Regions from separate parts of the Homo sapiens genome. Here region 2 is linked to region 1. A link is a contact called in ENCODE Hi-C or POLR2A ChIA-PET data. All regions are on one chromosome and are shown on one strand. The core of a region is the stretch at or near the end of the contact, and the rest is flanking DNA. Distances in the headings are between cores, read along the strand shown. Region 1 overlaps AIG1 (androgen induced 1). Region 2 overlaps AIG1 (androgen induced 1).

The links. A loop is a pair of places that touch in the nucleus more often than their neighbours do. ChIA-PET counts read pairs that join two places held with the same protein, here RNA polymerase II (POLR2A). Pooled maps may share reads with other maps.
Region 2: a loop to region 1 is called in a map of heart right ventricle, with 7 times the contacts of the local background. The contact joins two enhancer-like sites. A Hi-C loop is called at or near these places in 2 of 168 maps with a recorded cell type or tissue (heart right ventricle and psoas muscle) and 2 of 50 pooled maps. POLR2A ChIA-PET finds 5 or more read pairs at or near these places in 4 of 52 experiments (CD4-positive, alpha-beta T cell, OCI-LY7, Panc1 and 1 more).

Annotation. Positions count from the first base shown.
Region 1 is chr6:143,158,117-143,162,355 of GRCh38, forward strand. The region is part of intron 2 of AIG1 (androgen induced 1); the gene reads left to right. All of the region lies in intron 1 of LOC124901416 (a long non-coding RNA gene), which reads right to left. Among named protein-coding and RNA genes, the nearest start is that of AIG1, 99 kb to the left of the region's middle. Within about 2 kb of position 2,460, at least 2 of the 41 ENCODE cell types and tissues checked have a DNase peak (open chromatin) inside an H3K27ac peak, as active enhancers do.
Region 2 is chr6:143,222,212-143,226,450 of GRCh38, forward strand. The region is part of intron 3 of AIG1 (androgen induced 1); the gene reads left to right. Among named protein-coding and RNA genes, the nearest start is that of AIG1, 160 kb to the left of the region's middle. Within about 2 kb of position 2,445, at least 7 of the 41 ENCODE cell types and tissues checked have a DNase peak (open chromatin) inside an H3K27ac peak, as active enhancers do.

The DNA.
Region 1 (4,239 bases), core at 1,210-3,709:
TTTGGATGGTGACATAAAGCTTGGTCTCCATCAGCTGAGCATGAGCCATATATTCAGGCACCACTCTTTTCTTGTTGACCTTAGTACACCCACATCCTGCTCTGGCAGAGATGACACACTAGCCTGTTTCCACGTTTAGCATCATCACCTCTGACCCCTAATGCCAAACAGGGGTCAGAGCATTTCCCCAGTGCTCCCATGCATCGAGACCTCATGTTCCCAGCAAGGGTCATTTAATGTCCTTCAGGGTTTGCCACCTGTAAAGACCTCTCTGTTCTGCTCACTAAACTAGAGAGCTGCAGGATCTTGTTTCTTCCATCAGTCTCCCCATGTCCTTATTTAATTTTCCTAACACTTGGCAGCCTTTTAAAGAGTGATGTTTGGATTATGGGTGTTTCCTAGTGTTTCATCAGTTTCACTTCTGTTTGTCGTTCTCTTAATTTTTGGTTGACTTAAGGAAAGAGAGCTTTCAGTCTTGCACTTGATCTTGAAGTCCAGAGGATTATTATAGGATGATAGAAGACTTAAGCAGGTGAGGGACGAGCTATCTCATAGATGATCTGAGAAGGGCTGGGCCATAAGAGTAGCCTGGAAAGAAGGAGATTTCTTCCTTACACACAGAAGGACAAAAATCCACAGGGAACATACAGGAGGAATTTTAGGTCGATAGGAAGAAAAGGAGTAAAAAGGTACTTGCTCCTGTGGGAGATGTGGAGTCTGGCATGTACAAGGAACAGCAATAGACTTTATTCATTTATTCAGCAAATTTTTATCACATCCATGCTATATGCCAGGCAGTGGGGAACCAGTAATGAACAGGGCAAACCAATTCCTGTTCTCTGATACTTCACTTTCTCATAGAAGAGCCACAGAACAAAGAAGAACTGAGCAGCAGCAACAATAGCAAGAGCCTGTTTTCTGCCAGGTTCTAAAATAGACAACAGAGCCCTGGAGGGTCTAGTGGTGGCTTCCATGTGGAGGTGCTATTTAAGCTAGATGTGAAAGAACAGAGAATCCAGCCATGTGAAAGGAGGGGAAGAGCATTCCTGGCACAGAGTAGAAAATGCTATGGCCCTGAATCAGGAAAGAGCTTAATAATTTTCAGGAACAAACAAATTACTGGTTGGACTTGAAGGAGCAAGACAGAACATGGCACAGGCCGAGGTTGGAGAGAAAGGAAGGAACCAAATCATGTAGGCATTTGTAGGAGCTGGGTTTGTATTCTATCATTACTTCCTCAGTCAGTAGAGATAATGAAGAACAGAAATCTAGGCAAATATGGATAAATTATAAATGTACCAAAATGATGATAGTTAAAACCCACGAAAAAAAGAGCATAACATCAACAAGTGCTTTGGCAATTTTCTATGTGGAGATTCTGGTTTTAAGATAATTTGGGCAGAATTCATAGCATAAAAAATTAACATTACTCACAGACTTACATTCTAAGGAGAGGAATTCCATGTCATGCTTTTAGGAATGAATCCTAGAAACTGATTGTCCTCTGGAACAAAGGAGACTGTGGCATTTTAGAGAGCCCTAAGCTTCACTATGCGTTTCTGAATTTGAGGATATGGTTGAGGAAAATTAGTCAGAAGGAAAGGACTTGGACACTCAGGATTCCATAGATCTGGAAAGTAGGAAGGCAAGGGCTGTGCTGAAGGAGACATTCACTCTTTGCATGGGGGCCATCAGAGACGAAGCCAGATAGCATGCACAACACCCAGCTTATTCTCACACCCATACTTTCTCTGTTTGCAAAGAGAAATCACAATGGAAATATTTCTAAAGATTACCCTTCTGCAACAGAAAGAATTGACTGGAAAGTAAGTTATGAAAAAGAAATCTGGAAGCAAGGTAATAGAGCCCCAAACAGAATTTAAATCTTTTCCTATCAGTATTTGGTAGAGTCTGAGTACTGACTTATCAGAATATATATAGGATTTTATCCAGTTGAAGCTGCAGACTTTAAGGATGTATCCATTTCCTCCCCTCTTCCCTCTGTCCTTCCCTCCCTCAACAGTGAATGTTTGAGATGATGCTATCCAGCCTTTATAGACCAATCTATAGATAAGTGACTCTTCTTTTTAGCCTTCTTCATGGCGAATTTCTCTCCAACATTCTTTGCATTCTAATTGGTCTTACTCAATTCCAAAGAATTTCCCATTAATCAATAAAGCTTCTTCTTAGAAGTGGACTAAAGCTGAAGTTTCAGCTTCTGTCAGACTCCATGTGAGAGACTCCTTTCAAAAAGAGGCAAACTGTAAATCCAGTTTTCTTTTGGCATTAATTTCCTAGTAGTTCTGGGGGTTCAAATGAGACATCAGTGACTAGCTGTCACTCAAGTATTTTATCTCAAAGCTTAAAGGACTGGAAAGTGACTGTGCTCCTTCCACTCTCAGTTTAAGTACAGTATTCTGTTCCTGGCAGCCAAGAAGCAGCAGGTGTAGGATGAGGAATAGCTGGCCATTGCTCCTGGCCAGAGAAGGTGCTTCTTCACAACAGTGGAAGGTTTCAGTATCGCTTAGCCTGTCCAAGAGAAACTATTTTTGTTCCATATCCATGCCCTGGTAGGAGAGTTCAAATTTATTTTGGGTTTGCTGATGGCTATACTATCAGGAGGATATCAGTGCAGGAAGCCAAGAAGCTACCATCTGTGCTGTGTTTATATCTAAAGAATTATTTAGAAGACTGATTACTCAGTTAGCTGGGCCTCCTGACCTTCTAGTATTACACTTAGAAAGGTAACTAACACTTTCTTGAAAGTCACTTCACTTTTAATAACCCATATAATTCCCTCAATATAAGGTAGGGATCAAAGTATTGACCAAAGCTTCACACTGAGTCTCATGTGTTGTGGATGCTATGAATGATCACTTGTGGTTAACAGATAGTGACTCCTAACAGTGATATGTTAGTAAATATTTAACAATGGGCTCTCTAGGGAAAAATAACTGATTCATAGCATTTGCCAGTTTCCATGATGGAATAGTAAGAACAATTTTATAAATTCAAAAACATAGATGAAATATAGAAATTCCTCAAAAGACAATAATGACCAAAATCAACTCAAGCAAAGTAGGAAGCCCAAATAGCCCTATATTTATTAAAGAAAATGAATTCACAAATCTGCCCACCAGAAAAATTGCAAGTCCAGATGGCTTTACTAGGGAAGTATATCAATTGCATAAGGAATAAATTACACTAATCTTGCACAAAACCCTTCAGAAAATAGAGAGGAAACACTTCCCAACTCACCTTTTGATTCCAGAATTTATACTGTTACCAGAATTAGGTGAAGACATTATGAGAAAAGAAAATTATAGATCAGAAATCAGTATACTTCATGAATAGAGATGAAAAGAAAATTCTTTGCAAAGTATCAGCAGATTGAATCCAGTAAAAACATATATTATATATATATGTGTGTATATATATGTGTGTGTGTGTGTACATATATATATATATATAAATTATCATATATGATGACCAGGAATGTAAGGTTGGTTTGACTTTCAAAATCAACTGATATAATTCACCATATTAACAGAATAAAGAGGGAAAACTGTATGATTGTCTCAAGTATGAAACAAAACCATCTGAAAAAATGGAAAAATTCAGCACTTATTCTTTGTGTATGTATATAACTCCCAAATAAAGTAAGAATAGAAGAGATTTTTCTCAACTTGATAAAAGACAACTAAAAGAAGCCTGCAGCTAATATCAGACTTAAGTGTGGAAAGACTGACCACTTTCCCTAAGATAGAGATGAAGGCAAGGATGCTCACTCTCCATCACTTCTATTCAACATATTGCTGCAGATCACAGGCAGTGCAATAAAAAAAAAGAAGTAAAATGCATAAAATTGTAAGGGAAAAACACTGTCTTTATTTGCAGATCGTGTAAGTATAAAATGCAAAACTATTTCTAAAATAGCTACTAGAACTACTACATGAATTTAGCAAAGGTATAAGCTACATTGTCAATATTCAAAAATCAGTTCATTCTTATAAACTAACAAAAAAGAATGTAAAAAATGTAATACTCTCCACAGTAGCATCACAAAACATGAAATATTTATGGACAGGTTCAGCAAAATATGTGCAGTATCTGTGCATTGAAAACCACAAACATTGCTGAGAGAAATTAAAGAAGACCCAAGTTAGGGGATACAAATGATCTTCATGGATTGGAAAATTCAATATTGTTAAAATGTTAGCTCTCCCCAAACAGTCACCA
Region 2 (4,239 bases), core at 1,195-3,694, 64 kb after region 1:
TAGTGGAAGATTCTTCAGGAAATGCTTGGTTAGTAAGGAACATCAGGAAAGGACCCTCCAGGACTCCCTTCTGTCTGTTCCCCCATAGCACTCACTAGTAGGTGAAGCCATCAGTAACTAATGGGGTTAGGAATTATCGGGAACGGCAGTGTGAAATGCACCATTGGTAGTATCTGGTTTTTTTTTTGTTGTTGTTGTTGTTTTATGTCAATTCGTTCTGATTCTTATTGCAAGGGAAGTAGTGTGGCGTGATAAGAAAAGTGCTGGCCCCAGAGTCCAGAGCCTGTGAATTTCATTTCAGCTCTGCCACTGTCTGGTTTTCTAGCAAATGACATTGACCTTCCCTGGGCCTTAGTTTTCGCAGTTGACAAACTAGAGGATTGCTAAAAATTTCTGGCAGTTTAAAAACTCTCTGCTACCAATTTCTTTATAGAAGGACAATACTCATATGAAATCCTATTGACAGAAAAGCATTTTGTCTCCCCTTTCTCTTTTTTTTTGCCAAGTGTAAAGAGAGTTGGTGTGGAAAAATATATTCTCCTGTGAAAAGGTTCATTCAGCCTTTTCTTAATAGATCAAGTGGTTGGTATTTCGGCTGGCTTCTGAAATACATTACAAATCACAATCTGGAAAAAGTTCCAAAGCAGCTCCAAGCCTTCCTGCTGAATTTGGATACATCTTTAAGTCTTACTCTGCAGCTCATCCTTAACAACTGACAAAATATTTACTTTGCTCAGTACAGAAAAGGGTAACATTTTCCAAAATATTAAACTAGGTTGGATTCAGAACACAGACAATGAGGCAAAAAGCTGGACCTCTGTTCGAAGCAGTATCATTGAATCATTTTCCAGAGTGCCATGAGAAACAGCCTTGGTGGATGTTTGTGCTCCACAGTAATTCTGAAAAAGGCAGAAGCCAGCCAGCCTCTGTCTAGCAGACCCACTGGTGTGCTGAGCAGTGATTCTCAAAGTGTAGTCCCTGTGCCAGCAGCATCAGCATCTACTGGCAACTGGTTAGAGATGCAGATTCTCACAATCCATCCCAGACCTACAAAATCAGAACGTTCCAAAATGTGGCCTCCCAATCTGTGCTGTAACGAGTCCTCCAGGTAAACAAGGAAAGTTTGTTTCCTTGTTTCCTGGTACTGAGGAAAGTTTGCAAACCATTGGTTTAGGCCTGTGAAGGCTACAGGTGTTTATTACCTTGCAATTGGAAGTTTGAAAAAAGGACAAGACTAGTAACTCAAGTTTTTGTTAATGAATTAATTTTTTTTCAAATGTAAATAATTTGAAATTTGGAGGTGTTGCTTTTTGAAATGCTGTCCCCTCTAAGTCTTTGTCCCTCTCTTCCCATCTCCCTCCCCAGCCCCACTTCATGCTTACGGCAACAGGGTCTGAATTATATTTGTCTGTTTTTAAGACAGTGAAAATGCACTGCAATTTGGTTTAATGTACTTGAATGTAGCTAGTAATTTTGATAAAAATTTAATTGCATTTTTTTAAACAGACTCTCACTTGAAGTTCCTCTATGATGAAAAGGTGGACAAAAATTGAATAACTACAATTTATAATGTTCTGTTCTATCAATGAGCCTTCTTTTTAACAGAATAACTATTTTTTATAAATAAATTGTGATTTATTTTAAATTAAATTACTGGAAATCAGTCTAGTCACCAGCTTTAATTAAGAAATAGACTACCATCATAAGGGCTGTAGTGTTGATTTTAAAATTGCAAATAATTTTTAGGGGAAATTATGATAGCCCTCATAAGACCTCCTCCTCCTCCCGAACGTCTCCTGCCTGCCCTGCCTCTTCTGTGTTACGTGCCTGGCCACTGCAGGAATCTGAGCTGTGACCTTTGTCCTGCAGTCTCGTGCTTGGTGATGTCATCCGGTCCCAGGGTTTCAACTCCTGCATCTGTTGATTTGGAAGGCACACAAATCTGTAACTAGAGGGTGATTTCGCTCCTGAGTTGTAGCCAATGTCACCAACTGCTTCAATGTCTTTCCAGCGCCTTAAGACCACACATCCAAACCGGAACTCCTCATCTTTTACCCTCCCTTTCCTCTTCCCAACATCCCTATTTCCTTTAATGGGCATTTCCCACCCATGACCTGCCATTAAGTTGAGGGCAGGAAACCAGGAATAGTAGGAGGTTCTGGGGTTTGGAACTATGTGGGTCTGGATTCAAATCCAGGTTGGCCACCTCTTGGTCAAGTGCCATTAGGCAACTCACTTCTCAGATCTTCAGCTTCTTCATTTGTAAACAGAGAATTGTTTGGAGAAATAAGAGAAGAAAAGTATATTAAAATTTGGTTGTGTAATGTATTATCCAAACCAGAGCATATTGACAGTGAATGTGGCTATTGTTAATAATTATTCCATGACCCTCCAAAAAAGACAAAATCTTAAGCTGCACCAAGCAAAACAGGATGTGTGTTCATTCTACGTGTTTAGTGCTATGAGTAATGTAGTAGGTCCTCAATAAATACATGTTCCCTTTCCCTTCCTTCCTGTTATAACAATGTTTGTCTTCAGTATTTTCTGAATCTGCCTGTGGTTTCCATCCCTCCTACCCCTACAGCTGTCCTCAGTCCCTGACATTAAGACCATTGTAATGTTCTCCCAACCAGGTTCCTTGCCTTCCATTTTTCCCGTCTAATAGATTCCATGTACGTTTGCCAGATTAATCTTCTGAAACCACATCTCTTAAACCATTCTCTGCCTCAAGACCCCTTAATGAGTGCCCATTGCCCGCTTAATAAAGTTAAAACTCTACAGCATGGTATTTAAAAGTCTTCCTGCTTGGAGTCCAGTAGCTTTCCTCCGACTTAATTCCAAGCACTGTCCTTTGTCTATACCAGGTTCTTGGCAAACTCTACCATTTCCCAACAGCCTTGCCTTCCCTGACTGCTGGAGTCTTCCCTCCTGTCTCTGCCTGTTCAAATCCACTGTCCTTTCTGCTGAAGTGTGGCCTCTTCCAGAAAGGCTTCCCTTGTCTGCCCAGTGAGAAGCTCTCCCCCACCCTAAATTATCTTAACAATGTTTTATTCATATCCCTCTCTTTTTTATATTGTAGTTGATCAGGTTCATGTCTTAGACATCCCACAAGGAAGGGGAATGGGAGGCAGTTCAAGCCTCTTTGCCTCAGATAATTCACACATGAGAGGAATTCAGAAAATGCTTGTTGAACAATGAATAAATGACTGACTGAAAGTCATTTTTGCCTTCAATAATTAAATACTGCCATTGCTTTATCTTTAAGTAAGCAAAACTTCGTAAAACATAAGGCAGGTATTCTTATTTATTTTGCTTCGTTTAAGAACTAGGAGATTGAAGTCTTTACTATTATTGACAGTAAAGATTCTAAAACTACAAATGACTTTTTCCTGCATCTTCATGTTGATGTTATTAGCTTTATTTGCCTAAAAGAGGCAGCTTATTTAATAATTAGAAAAAAAACCCTGTAGCTCCAAGAAGCGAATTTTACATATCATAAAGTAAAAGTCAGAACCTGCTTACAACTCAGGTATTGGAAAACACAGTTTGTCTCATTGACTGCCTGTCCCCAAACTCCAAACTGTATGGGGCAACTTTGTCTTGCTTTTCCCTTGTTTCTGTTTCAATTTTAGAGGCGAATTTGTATATATTTTAATGTAAGATGGCTCTACTCTCTCTTTTGGCATATTTGTTTTTATAATTGTTTTATAGTCAATAACACATATACTTTTTTTAAATAGCACATCTGTGACTAAGGGAATAGGTTTTAGCAAATTTAAAAAACAAAAAAAATTGCTCCAGATCTCTTTAAGAGAAAGCTGCTCATTTGCAAAGAGATCATTTGTAATTGCCGGTGAATCTTGTGTAATGATGATAGAGAAAACCAGTCATCATTGTTCTCTGACTTCTGTTTCAACATTTATCCACTTGTTTGTCTTACAAAAGTGCTCAGGTATAATGACAAGAGTCACATCTGTTCAGGCTTGCCTTAAAATGGCAGTTACACATTCCATTCTTCTTAACTATATATATATATTTTTTTTTTTTTGAGATGGAGTCTCACTCTGTCACCAGGCTGGAGTGCAGTGGGATGATCTCGGCTCACTGCAACTTCTGCCTCCAGGGTTCAAGCAATTGTCCTGCGTCAGCCTCCAAGTAGCTGCGACTACAGGCGTGCCCCACCGTGCCCAGCTAATTTTTGTATTTTTTTTTTTAGTAGAGATGGGGTTTCACCGTGTT